2 separate regions of the Homo sapiens genome follow, and region 2 is linked to region 1. Evidence: read pairs that join two places in POLR2A ChIA-PET (ENCODE). Cell type or tissue: K562. All regions are shown on one strand.

What was found. Peaks named below come from ENCODE experiments on the same cell type or tissue, not always from the same donor. Only the 100,000 strongest peaks of a DNase experiment are listed, where the experiment ranks them.
Region 2: POLR2A ChIA-PET joins it to region 1 with 5 read pairs; 1 of 35 experiments calls an interaction of 5 or more read pairs at or near these places.

What each region holds. Positions count from the first base shown.
Region 1 is chr9:136,228,079-136,236,078 of GRCh38, forward strand. The region is part of intron 1 of QSOX2 (quiescin sulfhydryl oxidase 2); the gene reads right to left. Among named protein-coding and RNA genes, the nearest start is that of QSOX2, 14 kb to the right of the region's middle. RefSeq lists an enhancer at 47-1,246. In K562, no CTCF peak of the experiment used is centred here; DNase peaks (open chromatin) are centred at 242, 2,528, 3,823 and 4,023.
Region 2 is chr9:135,464,995-135,472,994 of GRCh38, forward strand. It overlaps PPP1R26-AS1 (PPP1R26 antisense RNA 1), which reads right to left and starts at 7,255. Exons shown (of 3, transcript NR_038969.1): 1 at 7,083-7,255; 2 at 3,094-3,715. RefSeq lists an enhancer at 1-628. In K562, no CTCF peak of the experiment used is centred here; DNase peaks (open chromatin) are centred at 3,467, 4,127 and 6,857; H3K4me3 peaks cover 1,019 bases.

The DNA.
Region 1 (8,000 bases):
GACTCCTGGCATTTCTGTAACAGGGCACTCAGATCTAGATTCTTGTCTGATTTGTTTGGTGACATTACTTTGTAGGTAGTGGAACATGCTTCCACCCAGAGGCAAGCGACGCCTCTCTCCTTAGTGATCACGACCTAAATGCATTAATGCACCAGGGCTGCAGTGAAATGGTGACGTGTCATCTCTCACCGTTTGCTCATGATGAGCTGGGACAATTCTGTAAAGAGAGACCTGCCCTCACTGCAACCCAGCGGAATGACTCACATGAGGAAGGGGAGTGCCTGGCTCGTGCTTCAGTCACCAGTATCAAAGTCATGGTTTCCGAAGCTGACCAGTGAGGTTTTCTTTTTAAAAGATTTGTGTTCTTCCTCTGGGATGTAAAAATTGCACTGCCAACAATTCACAAATATTTCCTGGCTCCTCACTCTGTAGGGGTCCTTCCAGGCCCTGAGACTTTGAGGGGACAGCCTAAAGGGGCACCACTGGGTCAAGGGATGGGTGCTGGCTATCCTGGAGCCTGGAGGCCTCAGCAGAGTCGGCAGTGTGGCAGGGCACGCCGCACCGTGGGAGAGGCAGGTGCAGAGGCGAGACCCAGGCACCCAGCAAATGGACCTGCCTGGAGGAATGGAGCCAGCCACGTGGGGTGCTGCCCTGGCACAGCCTTGTGACCGGAAGCCCAGTGATTTCTGAACGGGAGGGAACGTTATGTCTGCCTGTCACTGAGATACTGATGAGGCTCTTTTTTGCCTTGTATTCCGATTCTGCCCACTTGTCTAAATCAATGATTCCACTATAAATCATGTAAAAAGAGTAAGAGTCTTTTCTGAGAGCGAGCTATGATCTCAAACTCCAGAGGTTCTGTTAAAAGCATGCCTGGAAGAGACGGAACATATCACCAGACTCTGTACAAATATGAAGGCTTGTGTGTGTTAGCGGTTCAGATTGCTATTTTTCTACATAATATACCACAGCTCTGTTTCAGATACTGGCCTTTTCTCCCTGTAATTTAAAAATAAAAAAGAAAGAAACCTCTTTCAGAAACAATGACCAAATACCGTTCCCGCTTACGCTGGCTAAGTGAAACCAATTCAGGTTTTGAGGCCACTTTCAGTGGATGAGGGAGAAGCGACACGAGCTCTCTGCATCCCCGGCCACTCCTTGCCCAAGCCTCAGACCACATGGAACTGAGGAAGAAGGGTTCATGCTCTCACCCAGTCAGCGCAGCAGACGGCACGGGACGCGGAAACAGGAGGTGCTCCCAGCAGCCCCGCCGTGGGCAGCTCACGGGCGGACCCCTCCACAGCCCCGGCTCCTCAGCCCGTGCATCCTGGCGAAGTGTCTCATTTCTGTGGCCTTTTATCTGGCTCACAATTCCACATGGTTTCATTCTGTTTATTGGGAATTTCTATAACACATTTTTATTCCACACTTTTTTTAAAAAAAAGCACCTTTGTGCCCAGAAAGAACATGTAACAAAACAAAAAGTTGCTCTGAGAGCCCAGACTGCACACACAACAGAATCACGGCCGTGTGACATCATCAAGCCGGCCTAGAAACAGCAAAAACAAAAGACGGGAAGAAGAAAACGTTCCAAGATGTTTGCCAGGATTTGGTTTTCACGGTGGGATCTGGTCCCATCTGTGGTTTCTCAGATTTGTCTTAGGGCATGTTACCTACACAAACAAACACACAGCACATCCCTGCTGCCCCAGGCACTTGCTGGCCACATCACACCCTGCCCTCCTCTGGCCACCTCTCCTGCATGTTTCCTAGTTTCTATCTTCCCGTAGATCTTGGTACAAGGTGGCAACACAGAGCCCTGCACAGCGACCGTGGAACTCTCCCGGCACCTCAGGTGAAGGCCGCTTGGACAGTCTGGGCCCAGGCCAGGTGGTGCTGCTCTTTTTAAATAACCCTCCTGGCCGGGCGTGGTGGCTCACGCCTGTAATCCTAGCACTTTGGGAGGTCAAGGCAGGCAGATCACGAGGTCAAGAGATAGAGACCATCCTGGCCAACATGGTAAAACCCCGTCTCTACTAAAAATACAAAAATTAGCCGGGCGTGGTGGTGCGTGCCTGTAGTCCCAGCTACTTGGGAAGCTGAGGCAAGAGAATGGCATGAACCCGGGAGGAGGAGGCTGCAGTGAGCCAAGATAGCGCCACTGCACTCCAGCCTGGCGCCAGAGCGAGACTCTATCTCAAAAAACCCTAAAATTAAATAATTCTCCTGAATCTCAGGCAGCGCTAGAGAGAATGTGAAGAGTTCAAATGTGGCCGGTGGGAATGGCTGTCAGCCCTGCAGTAAACAACTCTGTAACACCTGGAATGCAGAATCCCAGGTGCCAAAGGGCTGAGCCCAGGAGGAACAGAGGCATGATCCGACCCAGGCCTCACAACTGCTCTGATTCCTGTGCCCCACTCCCAACAAGCTCATCCACCGCAGGGCGCTGCCCAAAAACACATGAGCCTCAGTACTCGGCCTCCGTGACGGCATCCTTATCACGTCGGGCCACAAATCCACCCTGTCACTGGCTCCTCACAGGCTGTCCCCAATGAGGCTTCAGATTCCCAAGACCAAATGTCTGCTGGTTGTTTCTACCTGTTACTCTTCCATGATAAGCCAGTAAACACTCAAATCAAGACTTAAGTACATAATTCTAACATTCTGAACCGAGCTGGAAGGCGCCTGGGAGAGTCCCGGCCTCCAGAGGATCCGCCAGACCCAGCACTGCTCCGCTCACTTGTCCCCTCCTCTCCCCTCCAGCCATGCACAGGCCTGACCTCCGTCCCACCACCCCTGGGCCTCTGCCCTGTCTCCTCCCTGGTGGAACTCTTTCCACTGATCTGTTCCTGGTTGCTTTCCCATCTATTTCACAATTTGAACACAGGTAACACCTCAGCAAGGACTTCCCTGACCCCCTGCCCAGGCCTAGTTTCATTGGCAGGAAAAGCCTCCGACCGGCCTTGTTTCCATGGGAAGTAAATTTACACAGCCCTTTACAGTTGACAAAGCTTTCTGACCAAATTATCTACCACGGGAGTGGCCTGGTGACAAACGCAGGATCCTACAGACGGGGAAACTGATGCTCACAGAGGCCGAGGAAGGCTCCAAAGTCCGTCAGGTCCGCATAGCACACACCTCGAGCATGGAGGGCAAACGTCCTAACAGGCGTGCCCGACTCCGACTAGCGTGTGACCAGAATACGCCCCCATCCTACCGTGGCGAATGAAGACTCCCCGTCACGCAGGTGACATGCTGCAGCCCAAACATGCATCAGCTACGCCCTGAGGCAAACACCTGTGGAGGAATCATTCCACCAACTCCCTTACAAAGGCTCCCGCAGGACACGCTGCCTCCTTCAACATGTAGAAAACCAAGGCTTTGCAAAAGCAAAAGATCTTCATCTTCCCAACATATTTCACACCGTCTCTCCACTAGACCAGAGGGCTCTGCCCTTGGAAGGCAGGGATCCGTGTCCAATCAGCCTGGCGGCCCATCCCCACACATAGGAGGCCCCTGGCCAGTGCTCAGGGGCTTGTGCGAAATGACGCGGCAGAAGGGCAGTGCCCCTCACAGCCCCACACTGATCGCTCCTTACCCAGCCCGCTACCATGGCCTCCGTGCAGTTTCTTCAGCCCTTAATGCTTTGGAAGCACCCGGACCCACCTTATTCCTTTTGAGCTTCCATCAAAGGCTGTGGTGTGAATGTCACCGCCCCTACTTGGCAGATGAGGACACCGAGCTCCAAGTCCTCAGAGGCCGAGAGAGGGAGAGCGAGCCTCAGGGCCGGCAATCCGCCCCCTCCACCCCCTCCACCCTCTCCACCCCCTCCACCCCCTCCACCCTCTCCGCCTCCTCCGCAGGTCCCATCTGCCAGGCTCTCCCAGCGAAGAGAAACCTCTGCTCTGGAACTGTCCCACCCACTGACCCTCAGACACATAAACAGGGAGGCAGAGGAAACTAAGGAAGTCCTCACTTCGTGTCACTGACAGGCTCCTGGAAACGGTGGCTTGAAGGGGAAGGACACATAACAAAACCAGTTTTTTTTCTCTCATCCACGTTATAAGGAAATGACGTTGACAGAAATGTCGTTATCTGAGGACCTGCCGTCTTCCTTGCACTTCGCGTGGCAGTTTGCAGGAACCGTTGAGGCTGTGCAGTGAGCGCTTTCCGCACAGGGCAGGCAGCCTCCCTCACCTCCTGTCCCCTCCTCTTCGTGACACATGGGAAGGGGTCACCTTGACCAATATGTCTTTAAACTGCGTGTGTCCACTTAAATACGCACATTTTTTCAACAAATGTATTGGGAAATTTTTTGGAGATATGTGACAATTTGAAAAAACTTGCAGATGAGCCACACGGCCTAGAAATATACAAAAAATTAAGAAAAGGCATGTCATGAATGCAGAGACCATATGTAGATGCTGTTTTATCATTTACTACCACAAAATATATACAAATCTATTATAAAAAGTTACAATGCATCAAAACTCACACACGCAAAACTTACAGACCACACACAGCACCATTCACAGTACAGAGAAAGGTAAACCACTGTCAGGATACAGCGTAAGTCGGGGCCTGGAGGCTCATGGCTATAATCCAAGCACTTTGTGAGGCTGAGGCCGGTGGATCACTTGAGCCCAGGAGTTTAAGACCAGCCTGGGCAACATAGGGAGTCCCTGTCTCTGCAAAAAATTTTAAAATTAGCCAGGCACGGTGGTCCCAGCTACTCAGCAGGTTGAGATGGGAGAACTACTTGAGCTCAGGAGGTCAAGGCTGCGGTGAGCCGAGATTGCACCACTGCACTCCAGCCTGGGTAGAGTGAGAACCTGTCTCAAAAAAAAAAAAAAAAAAAAAGAAAAAAGAAAAAAAAAGAAAATCATGGAGGAGAAAGGACATCTGCCTGAACAGGTATTTTTATGCAGGCGCAAGTGCCCTATTAGGGAAAAAATGCCACAAAGGACATGAATTAGGAAGGAAGAGGAGCGAGCACCAGTCGGGAGAGGCTGACTCTGCTGTTTGTGCACACGCTGCCGGGTGTATCAGCAGGACTGCCCTTAGCTATAAAGCCGCTAACCCTGAGCCTCGAACAAGAAAGACAAACAGCAGCTGCCAGTCTTCTGGTTGCACGAGAAGGCCTGGGCAATGAGAAACACTTTTCCAGATGCTTTGTCCCTGAAGCCAGGAAGTACCTTCCAGTAAGGGACTGCCTTTTACAGTGATTTCATCTTGCTGAATGCCCCTGGCCACGAAGAACTCATGAGTTCAACACCGAAGGCTTCATCAGTCTACCTGCTCCCCAAACACAATGAGCCTTACTCTAGATCTGGGGTCCTAAGGCCCTTTAGGGCTCATTACACAGTCCTCTCAGGACGGCCAACACGGTGGCAGAGAACCTCACAGAGGAAACATGATGACAGCTGGAAGGACTGCACCACTGAAGACGCCATCGTTGTTATAGGAAGAGCCGTGAAGGCTGTCGAGCCCACACAAACTCCCGCTGGAGAAAACTGTGTCCACAGGCTGTGTCTGACCTCACGGGATTTATGACAGAGCCAATCAAGGAAACCACGAGAGGTCGTGGATGTGGTCAAAAGGGAGGGGAGAAGGGTTCCATGAGACGAATCGTGCAGCAACTCAAGAGAACAGAAGACGACGCTGTGGAGCCAAGTGCCTCCTCACCAGTGCCAAACACAAACGCACCATCACCTGGCAGGACTCTCAACACTCGAGACGGTTTTTGCTTTCTTCTATGACACGGACCCTTTTCTAAAACAGGCACTAAAACTAAAGCAAACAGTGGAAGGAAGACTGGGACCACACAGAAACCGTTTAGAGAAATAAAAAGCAAGAAAGCCAGACAGAAGGCACAACGTACCTCCATGAAGTGACACGGAACACGCCTGCCTCCCCTCTACTGCCTCCACCTCCTCTGCCGCTGCAACCTGGGGCAGGACAAAGGTCTTCACGAGGCTCCACCTGGGGCAGCCTGGCCGGGACAAAGGCCTTCACGAGGCTCCACCTGGGGCAGCCTGGCCAGGACAAAGGCCTTCACGTGGCTCCACCTGGGGCACTTCCTGAGCAGAAGGCCTACTTCTCTTTTGTGCGACGATCTTCTCTAGCTTCCTTTACTGTAAGAACACAGTACGGAACACGTGTAACACACAAAGTTTGTGTCAATCGACCGTTTGTCACTGGTAAGGCTTCCAGTCAACGGTGGGCTATGAGCTCAGTTTTTGGGGAGTCGCAGGTTATATACACATTTTTGACTGTACAGGAGCTGGCACCCCCAGCCCGCAAGTTGTCTGAGGGTCAACTGCACACGTAACGGGAGTGCTGCCCTTCTAACTGAGCCCCTGGAGGGCCGCCCAGATGTCCGGCAGATGTCCCACACCTTTTCCAGCTCAGCGTTGACAACGCACCATCCTAGAGCAACGGTGGCAAATTCTTCTTGGCCTGACAGAGACACTTTATGGAGAAAAAAGTGACAGAGTTCACACAGCCCCTTCAGAGCTAGCACGCTGGCACCCAGGAACCTTCCTGGGCGTGAGGCTGCTGTCACTAAGACCTCTCCTGTGAACCTCGCATCAGCAGGTGGAGACGGAAGCAGGGCCCTGGAGGAAGCCCCGATGGCCATCCCCGGCTTGGGAGCAAGGCTGGTCTCCACAAGGCCCCCCAGCTCCACTGCGCCCGCCCCAGCCTCATCGCGCCACACCCCAGCTTGGGAGCAAGGCTGGTCTCCACGAGGCCCCCCAGCTCCACTGCGCCCGCCCCAGCCTCATCGCGCCACACCCCAGCGACCACAGGCGAGTCTTGCTCCAGTCATGTCTGGACTGTGTGACCCCCGCTCCCTTTACCGGGCTCGTTCCTATTTGCCTTCCAGGTCTCCATCCGAATGCCACTTCATCTGAGTCTACCCTGACCGCTGTTCAACTGGTTCCCCCGCCCATGGCCCATGCTCAGCAGACCCTCCTTGCAGGTGGAGACCCAGCCAGGCAGCTTCACATCCAGCTCTGCTGCTTACTGGGTTTTGAGAATTGGGGCAAGTAACAATCTCTTCTTGCCTCAGTTGCTCCATCTGTAAAATGGAGATGCCAAGGAAGATCCATCTCCCAAGGGCAGTGTGAGGATCGGCGGGGTCAAAGGCACGAGTGCTGGCACAGCACACCCCCCGGAGGAGGGCCAGGACCAACATGCCCACTCAAAGGCCACGTCCCCACGACGGCCACACCTGCAGGGACTGACAAGCATGTGCTGGGGATGCAAGACCAGGGACACTGCTGGGCCCTTACGGGGAGTGACGACCAAGGAAGGAGAGAAGGAGAGAAGACAACTCAGGCTGGCAGGGCAGAAGGGGAGGCGGCCGCGGGAGCACCTGGAGTCAGGGACACCGTCATACGGAAGACGAGGGGAAGCCCTGAGCTGGGCTCGGGCCGGTTCACAAGAGGCTGCAGATCTTGGTGCAGACTTTGTTCTTTGTCTCAACAGCCACGGGCAGCCACTGATGTGCGTGGAGAACTCATAACCACCACGACGTCTGAGTGAAGGAAGACGGTGGCCAGTGAGCTGGGTGGCCAGCAAGCATAGAGCGCTGGCATCAGCCAGAGCCCTGAAGACCACCTGCTCCCCTCTCCCTCGCGCTGGGTCACACCCAGGCGACCCGTGGAGCTCTGGTGGCTACAGAGGCAGCATGGCCCAGTGGTGGCCAAGGCTGAGCCGTCTCTTCTCCACATCCAAGACCACGGACTCCGGGCACACAGAAAGGCATGGGTCTCCGGCTCAGCACCTGCAGGCACTTCCTCTATGAACATTTTCATCAGCGACACTCTCTGGCCTCAGCTTCGGGAGGAACTGGGCTGTGGAGAGCAGTTTCCATCGTAAGGATGATGTATGGAACTTCGCAGCCACCGTAGCTGAGGGAGCAGCCAGTCTCCCTCTGGGTCCGAAGTCACTGGCAGTCAGGGTCAGGGCCAGGATGGGGGCTGCACCCCACCAAG
Region 2 (8,000 bases), 760 kb before region 1:
CGCAGGCCCCTGCGGCCTGTGGGCCTCACCCCACACGTTTCCAGCTCCAGGCTGGTTTAGCTGGTTTATCTCTCTTTCTCCTTCTCTGTGCTTCCATTTGGATCATTTCTCTCAGTCAATCTCAGCATTGGTCCCTGAGTCTTTCCTCAGCTGTATCCAGGGGCTTTTATGCGAAGTGCACTCCAGCGAATCTGCGATTCCGATGCGGCCTGTCCATCCTTTCCCGAGGGCTCCATTGCCGGGTCAAAGCCTCCATCTTCTCATTCGTTTTATCCACCTTTTCCACTACCCTTGGTGCTTTGCCCAAAGCAAACAGTAAACAGGTCACTGCAGCAACCACCGTCTGGCCGGGGGAAGGTCCCTGGGGTGGAAGCCTCAGCCATGACATCAGACAGCCCAGCCAGCAAGTGACCCAGACCAGCAGGAGCACGGGGTGACGGGCTCTAGAATGAGAGTCGGCCGTGGCGCCAAGGCCACGGTGGTGGTGGTGGGAACTGGCATGTGTGCCACCAGCCCTCCCAGAAATTGTCACTTGAAGAATCAGCGACAGGACGGGATGGACTCCACGCAGGGCAGGAGGGAATGAGAGATGCTGCCGTACCCCAGAGGTCACCTCAGACGGTTTCGTCTCTACCCCTGGCTTCCCGTGTCCCGCGGGAGGACATTCACCTGCTGCCGGAGCTGCCGGACCTGGCAGGGGCTCACGGCCCAGGGGCGGACATCAGCTACTGAGGAATGGGAGTCGATGGGCGATCCCGGCTCCCTCAGCCCTCAGAGGGAAGTTCCGAGGCACGTTCCCCACGGCCCCCAGGAGCCTGAGCCCAGCTGCCCATGGCCGTCACCCTTCCACTGGCTTTCCTCCCCAGATGTCTCACACCCTTCCCTCACTGGGCCTCCTGGGGTCCCTGGTCCCCAGGTCCTCATCTCAGGGCCTAGGGGGGTCCCAGCAGTAAGTGCTAAATAACCCACTGCAGGAAATATGACTGCTTCTCTCTGGGAGAAAGGAGATGGAGGCAGGTCTCCTGCAAACTGTGGGTGCAACGTTGCCTTTAGAAGGTCAAATCCGTGCAAAGCGCCTGCAGTGGGGAAAGCAGTGGATGCACCCACCCCCCGGGGAGGCAGAAGAGGGAGAATGTGAGGGATGAGCTCTTGAAGGTAGGTGGGTGGGCTATGGGGGTTTCCGGCTCCATTCAAACCATACTAGGAAACCATCAGAGACTTTTTTTTTTTTTTTTAGCTTAATGAAATCTTTTTTTTTTTCTTTTTTTTTTTTTTGAGACAGAGTATCACTTTGTCGCCAGGCTAGAGTGCAGTGGCGCGATCTCCATTCACTGCAACCTCTGCCTCCCTGGTTCAAGCGATTCTCCTGCCTAAGCCTCCCAAGTAGCTGGGATTACAGGCACGCGCCACCACGCCCAGCTAATTTTTGTATTTTTAGTACAGACAGGGTTTCACCATGTTGGCCAGGATGGTCTCGATCTCCTGACCTTGTGATCCGCCCGCCTCAGCCTCCCAAAGTGCTGGGATTACAGGTGTGAACCACTGCGCCCGGCCTTTTTTTTTTTTTTTTTAAGACAGTGTCTTGCTCTATTGCCCAGGCTGGAGTGCAGTGGAACAATCACAGCTCACTGCAGCCTTGACCTCCTGGGCTCAAGAGATCCTCCTGTCTCAGTCTCCAGAGTAGCTGAGATTACAGGTGCACAGCACCATGCCCTGCTGATTTTTAAATCTTCTGTAGAGATGAGGTCTCACTATGTTGCTCAGGCTGGTCTCAAACTCCTGGGCTCAAGCGATCCTCCCACTTTGGCCTCCCAAAGCCTGGTATTACAGGCATGAGCAACCGTGCCCAGCCAAGCTTCATGGACTTTGATAGGGCAGACACTTTTTGTCACCACCACGCAAGCCAAGAGCTTTGCCAGCCACTCCAGGCCCCCTCCACAGCACCCTCATGGCCACAGCCCTCTCCCAGCCCCCAAAGTCATCACCGTCCTGACAGGATCTTCTCTCCCTTGTGCTTCTCTACACTTTCATTTAGGTCAAATTATTTAATATCTCTATCTTTAAACATGACAGTTTAGTCTGAGCCACTTTTTTATCTGATGTGTCTTTTAAATCTCTTTCCCCTACAGCTTCCACGCCATCCCTTTCTTTTCCTTACAGTCGATCTGGTGAATACCTGGGGCTGTCCTCTGCCAAGTTCCCCACAGTGAGAGTGGTTGCTGGCTGCCCCTCACAGATCAACACCTCCTCCCTTGTCCAGTGGGTTTCCTGCAAGGAGGCAGCTGGAGCCAGGGGCTGGGGCCAGGGGCCCGATCACACCCAGGCCCTGCATCTCTCTTTTTTTTTTGTTTTTTTGAGACGGAGTCTCGCTCTGTCGCCCAGGCTGGAGTGCAGTGGCGTGGTCTCGGCTCACTGCAACCTCTGCCTCCCGGGTTCATGCCATTCTCCTGCCTCAGCAGCCTCCCTTAGTAGCTGGAACTACAGGCACCCACCACCACCCCTGGCTAATTTTTTTTATTTTTAGTAGAGATGGGGTTTCACCGTGTTAGCCAGGATGGTCTCGATCTCATGACCTCATGATCTGCCCGCCTCGGCCTCCCAAAGTGCTGGGATTACAGGCGTGAGCAACCGCGCCTGGCCATCCCCTGCAGCTCTTTATCAAGGGCACAGAAGCTGGATGCTCCCCCTTTTCGAGGGGTCAGTGGCTGCATTACCTACACTCATTCATTCACCAGGGGTTGCCAAATGGTGATATTCTAATTCTACCATTCTTTTTTTTTTTTTTAATTTTTTTTGAGACACAGTCTTACTCTGTCTCAGCTCACTGCAACCTCCACCTCCCAGGTTCAAGCAATTCTCCTGCCTCAGCCTCCGGAGTAGCTGGGATTACAGGTATGTGCCACCACGCCTGGCTAATTTTTGTACTTTTAGTACAGATGGGGCTTCACCATATTGGTCAGGCTGGTCTCAAACTCCTGACCTTATGATCTGCCCGCCTTGGCCTCCCAATCTTCTTTCATTTATTAGTTGGATTGCTTAAAAAAAAAAAAGACTCCCCGATATGGGCAGGAGCAATGCTGAATTTTTACTTACCTGTCTCTAGATAATGAATTGATTGTTAGCCTCCAAAGATGATCAATTTGTTTTTGTTTTTGTTTTTGTTTCAGATTACGGTGAACTCATGGACTTAAACTTCTTTATGGGTTTTGAGCCACTGCAATTATCCTCACCAAATCTCAAGCTGTCCCACCTCTGGCACGTGGGGCCTCTTCAAGTTTTCCTCATTCATATTTGTTTGTCTGTTTGTTGTTTTTGGGTGGCCAGCAGGAGAGCATCCACAGTCTGTCTCTCCAGCCAAGGAGGAAGGTGACAAGACCTCCATCAAGGTGAGATCCAGGTCGGCAGCCTCTGGTTCCCCTGCCGTTAGGCTGGAAAGTGAACCCTCTGAGCCGGCCCCTGGGGTGGGGGCACCAACTCCAGAATACACTTTAAGCCTGTCCCCGCAAATCAAGGTCTCAGGTTCCGTGTTATGCTGTCCGTCTGAGGTCTTCAATTAAGTCTCGACCCCAGTGGGTAAGAAAACTAAAAGGTATTGTCAGGGTAGAGATGAAACCGCCGTTGCAAAATTATGAGCCAGTGAAAGAGATGAACCAACTCCACTTGCTTCTAAGCTCCAAGCTGTCCTTGTGCATTCCTGGGTGTAGGCTGAACTCCCCTTGGGAGGAATTTAGTTTATATTAATAGTTTATAGTTTGATACAAAGAGAATAACAGCCCTTTCCCAAAACAAAACCCCTTCTTGCCTGGGGACTAGACTGCCTTTGTAGGACTAACAAATTAGCCACAAGATTAGAAATTACGGTTAGGTGTCATGTCGCTGGAGGCTGCAAGATTCTGACTCTCCCCAAACTGCTCCCGGAGATAAAATCACGATTGTAAAACCTAAGACCAGTGCTTGAACTATTTTGCAGATCCTGCACTTGATGGATCAGCCGGCACCACCCAGATCGATAAACTGGCTCATCTGATCTTGTGGGCCCCACCCAGGAACTGACTCAGCGCAAGAAGACAGCTATGACTCCCTATTTCATTTCCGACCAGTCAGCACTCCCGGCTCACTGGCTTCCCCCCACCCACCACGCTGTCCTTAAAAACTCTCATCCCCCAGTGCTCGGGGAGACTGATTTGAGTAACGATAAAACTCCGGTCTCCTGCACAGCCGGCTCTGCATGAATTATTCTTTCTCCACTGCAATTCCTCTGTCTTGATAAAATGGCGCTATCTACACAGCAGGCAAGGTGAACTCTTTGGGCGGTTACAGAGATTGTAATGTATCCATCACATTTTTACAAGTTTTACTAAGACAGGATAAGAATCTCAGGTTTGGAGCAGGACATTTTGAATGGAGCTTTCTCTGCCATCTGCCCGGCCATATGACCCAGGGTCTCTGGACTCCCAGGGACACAGGCAGCCCAAAGGCAGTTCTGTCTTATCTCAAGCCTAGGAAGATAAGATAATGTGCTGGGATAATCCCTGAGAAGTTTCCTTCTCCTCCAGCTTAAAGAGGTAAAAGGAAAATAAAAATCTCAGGACCCCAAACTCACTATGCCAAAAAGAAGAGTTAAGCTTGGGAACTGGGTCACCCAAAACTACCTCCCAGTGTCTTCCTAAATAGACAGATGCAAAGACAGAAGGCCACTCCCCTCCCCAGGGGGCCCCCCTCACTGTTTGCTCACAAGGAAATACATTGTGGTCCCCAAGATCTTTTTTTTTTTTTTTTTGAGATGGGGTTTCGCTCTTGTTGCCCAGGCTGGAGTGCAGTGGCAGGGTCTGGGTTCACTGCAGCCTCCACCTCCCGGGTTCAAGTGATTCTCCTGCCTCAGCCTCCCAAGTAGCTGGGACTACAGGCGCGTGCCATCACGCCTGGCTAATTTTTGTATTTTTAGTAGAGATGGGGTTTCACCATGTTGGCCAGGCTGGTCTCGAACCCCTGACAGGTGATCTGCCTGCCTCGGCCTCCCAAAGTGCTGGGATTACAGGCAACACATCTTTTTTCTTTCTTTCTTTTCCAAGAACTTTGTCCTAAAACAGAGTTCTGCTGAATTTCACCCTGAAAATGTAAATTAACAGCTTATCTGCACAGGTATGGGACAAAGACAGGACTAGAAGTCTTCCCTCCGCTCACGGGAGACAAACGCATCTTTGACTCCCTCCTCTACTGTTCTTCCATAAAGATGCAGGTTCACTGAGCACAGGATGAATGCACAGTTTACTGTTCCTCTTCCACCTTTCCCATGTAAAACGGGGATTCAGGGAAGGCTCATCAACGCCTCAAAAGAATGCAACCGCTGGCCTCTTTTATCCACCCTCCCGTTTTTTTCTTTCCATTTTTCCCTACTGTCTGCTCTTTCCTCTTTGAATACGGAAGTTCTCAAACCCTCTTTGGAAATCGTGCAGGCCGCAGGTCCTACTGTGCTCCTTCGGACCCGCCTAGCCCGCGGAGCCCATCCTTCTCCTGAAGTTGCGGATCTGGTTTGCCGACACTTTCCCCTGGGCACGTCCTCAACCCAGGCAAAATAAACCTCTCGATAGATTGAGACTCCTCAGTCATTTTCTTTGGTGTACAAAGCACGGGCTCGTCTTCCTGTGTCCATCCCGGGGTTTCGGGGCAGCAGAGCTCCGTCTCCACAAGTGTTCAGGATCTATTCAGATGGTTCAGCCTCAGGGCCAGGCTGGGTCCTCTGCACCCCAAGCTGTGTCCTCTGTCTATGGCAATGACCCAGATAGGGCCGGTTCTCAGATGGCTCTGAAGAAATGTTTAGGGGTGTCTGGGGACTGTGCAATACCTTTCTCCACACTCAGATTACAGAGTTCTCCCTTGACCGTGGACCACTTCCTGGACACGGCTGCACACAGCTGTCACCTCCCTAAGCTGAGCCTTAAAGACCAAGGTCCCACTTTCCCAGTCTGCTCTTGATCCTTTAGAATTTTCACAAAGTTGGGCTGGGCACAGTGGCTCACACCTGTAATCCCAGCACTTTGGGAGGCCGAGGAGGGAGGATCACCTGAGGTCAGGAAACCAGCCTGGCCAACATGGGGAAACCCCGCCTCTACTAAAAATACAAAAATTAGCCTGCATGGTGGCCAGCACCTGTAATCCCAGCTACTCAGGAGGCTGATGTAGGAGAATCGCTTGAATCCTGGAGGCAGAGGTTGCAGTGAGCCAAGATCGCACCACTGCACTCCAGCCTGGGGACAGAGCAAGACTCTATCTCAAAAAAAAAAAAAAAAATTCACAAAGCAGCCCCCTCCTTTTTCAATTAAAAATATTCTGTGCTGGCCGGGTGCGATGGGTCACGCCTGCAATCCCAAGACTTTGGGAGGCTGAGGCGAGCTGATCATGAGGTCAGGAGTTCAAGACCAGCTTGGCCAACATGGTGAAACCCCGCCTCTACTAAAAATACAAAAATTACCCTGGCGTGGTGGCCAGCACCTGTAATCCCAGCTACTCAGGAGGCTGATGTAGGAGAATCACTTGAATCCTGGAGGCAGAGGTTGCAGTGAGCCAAGATCACACCACTGCACCCCAGCCTGGGGACAGAGCCAGACTCCGTCTCAAAAAAAAAAAAATTCTGTGCTGGTTTCCTTTTCTTCCTCCACGCCAGAGCCCGGAGGCTGTGGTCTACAGCTGCCGGCCATGCCCCTGCCTCCATGGAGACCTGGGATTGTGTCAGATGTCCTGCTCCAGCCTTTAAGAGCAGGAGTGGCTTTGTCACCAAGGGTATGCACGGCTTTTCCATCCCCTTTCATCCTGGGTGACACAGGCTGCAGATAATAATCACAGCCTGGGATTCGAGGGAGCCTGACTAGTCGCCGCCTCTCTCCCCCGACTCGGATGATCTGCTTCTGAGCCTGTCTTCTGTTGTGAAACTTACTCCCGAATGCCTTCACCTGATGCCGAGCAAAACGTCACAGTCTCTACCATGTTGCTATGCGGTAGCTGTAAGTAGACAGCACAGAGCACAACAATAGGTCACTTCTGCCCAACTGTTAACCAGGCAGCTGGTCACCCAGCTCAGTTACCTGCATAAAAGCCTCGGCGATCCCCGTGGCCACATTGGAAGTTCTCCTGTGGCTTCCACACTAAGAACTACATCTAGGGTTTACATCTTTTTTACTGGCCAACCTCCTTTTGCCTTTCAGGAGTGTGACTGAGCAACCTCTTTGGTTGTAACCAGAGACGCTGGTTTCAGAACGCAGGTGGAAAGGTCGGAAAGGTCAGCAGCTGCTGCCACGGAAACAAGAAGGGGTCTCCGGGCAACGGGCTTGGTCTGGAAGTGCTTTCACCTCTGTCCCCCAGCTCTCCCCTCTGGGCAATGGGCTTGGAATGGGAGTGCTTTACCTCCACACCCACAGCTGTCTCCATGCATGCACCCCCTCCGCAGGGGCCTGGCGGGGCAGCTCACCTGTGCTTTGCTCCCATCCTGGGCACTGAGGTGAGTCAGATGTGGGGGCAACCACACAGTAGCACCCCGCTCATCGGTTCCACTTGGGGCAGTGAAACAAAACACTGCTGATAAAAAACTTAAAAAGGAAAAGAGAAAAATTAAAAGCCCAGATTCCCAGGGAAACGCTGCATCTGAACTTCTGATTCAAGGGAGGAAAAAAACCCAAAGCAGCTGCCCTCGTCAGGCTGTGCCCACCCCCAATTTGTGCTCACCCTCGGTTCCTGGCCATCTCTGCAAGGGAGACCCTTGGAAATGGGGACTCCCTCCTCACTGGAGCCACCATCACAGATGGGACCTTCTGAAGGCCATAGGTGGCAAAGGGAGCCCATCCTAAGGTCCAACTTTGTGTGTGGCCACAGATAGACCCCAGGCCATCTCCCTTCCCTTTCTAACATGAGCTCGGGGTGTCATGATCCGTCAAAGCGGACCTTACCATCTCCCTTCATGACCACCAGGCTGAGAGAAAAGTGGGCAGGTGTTTCTCCCCGGGAAA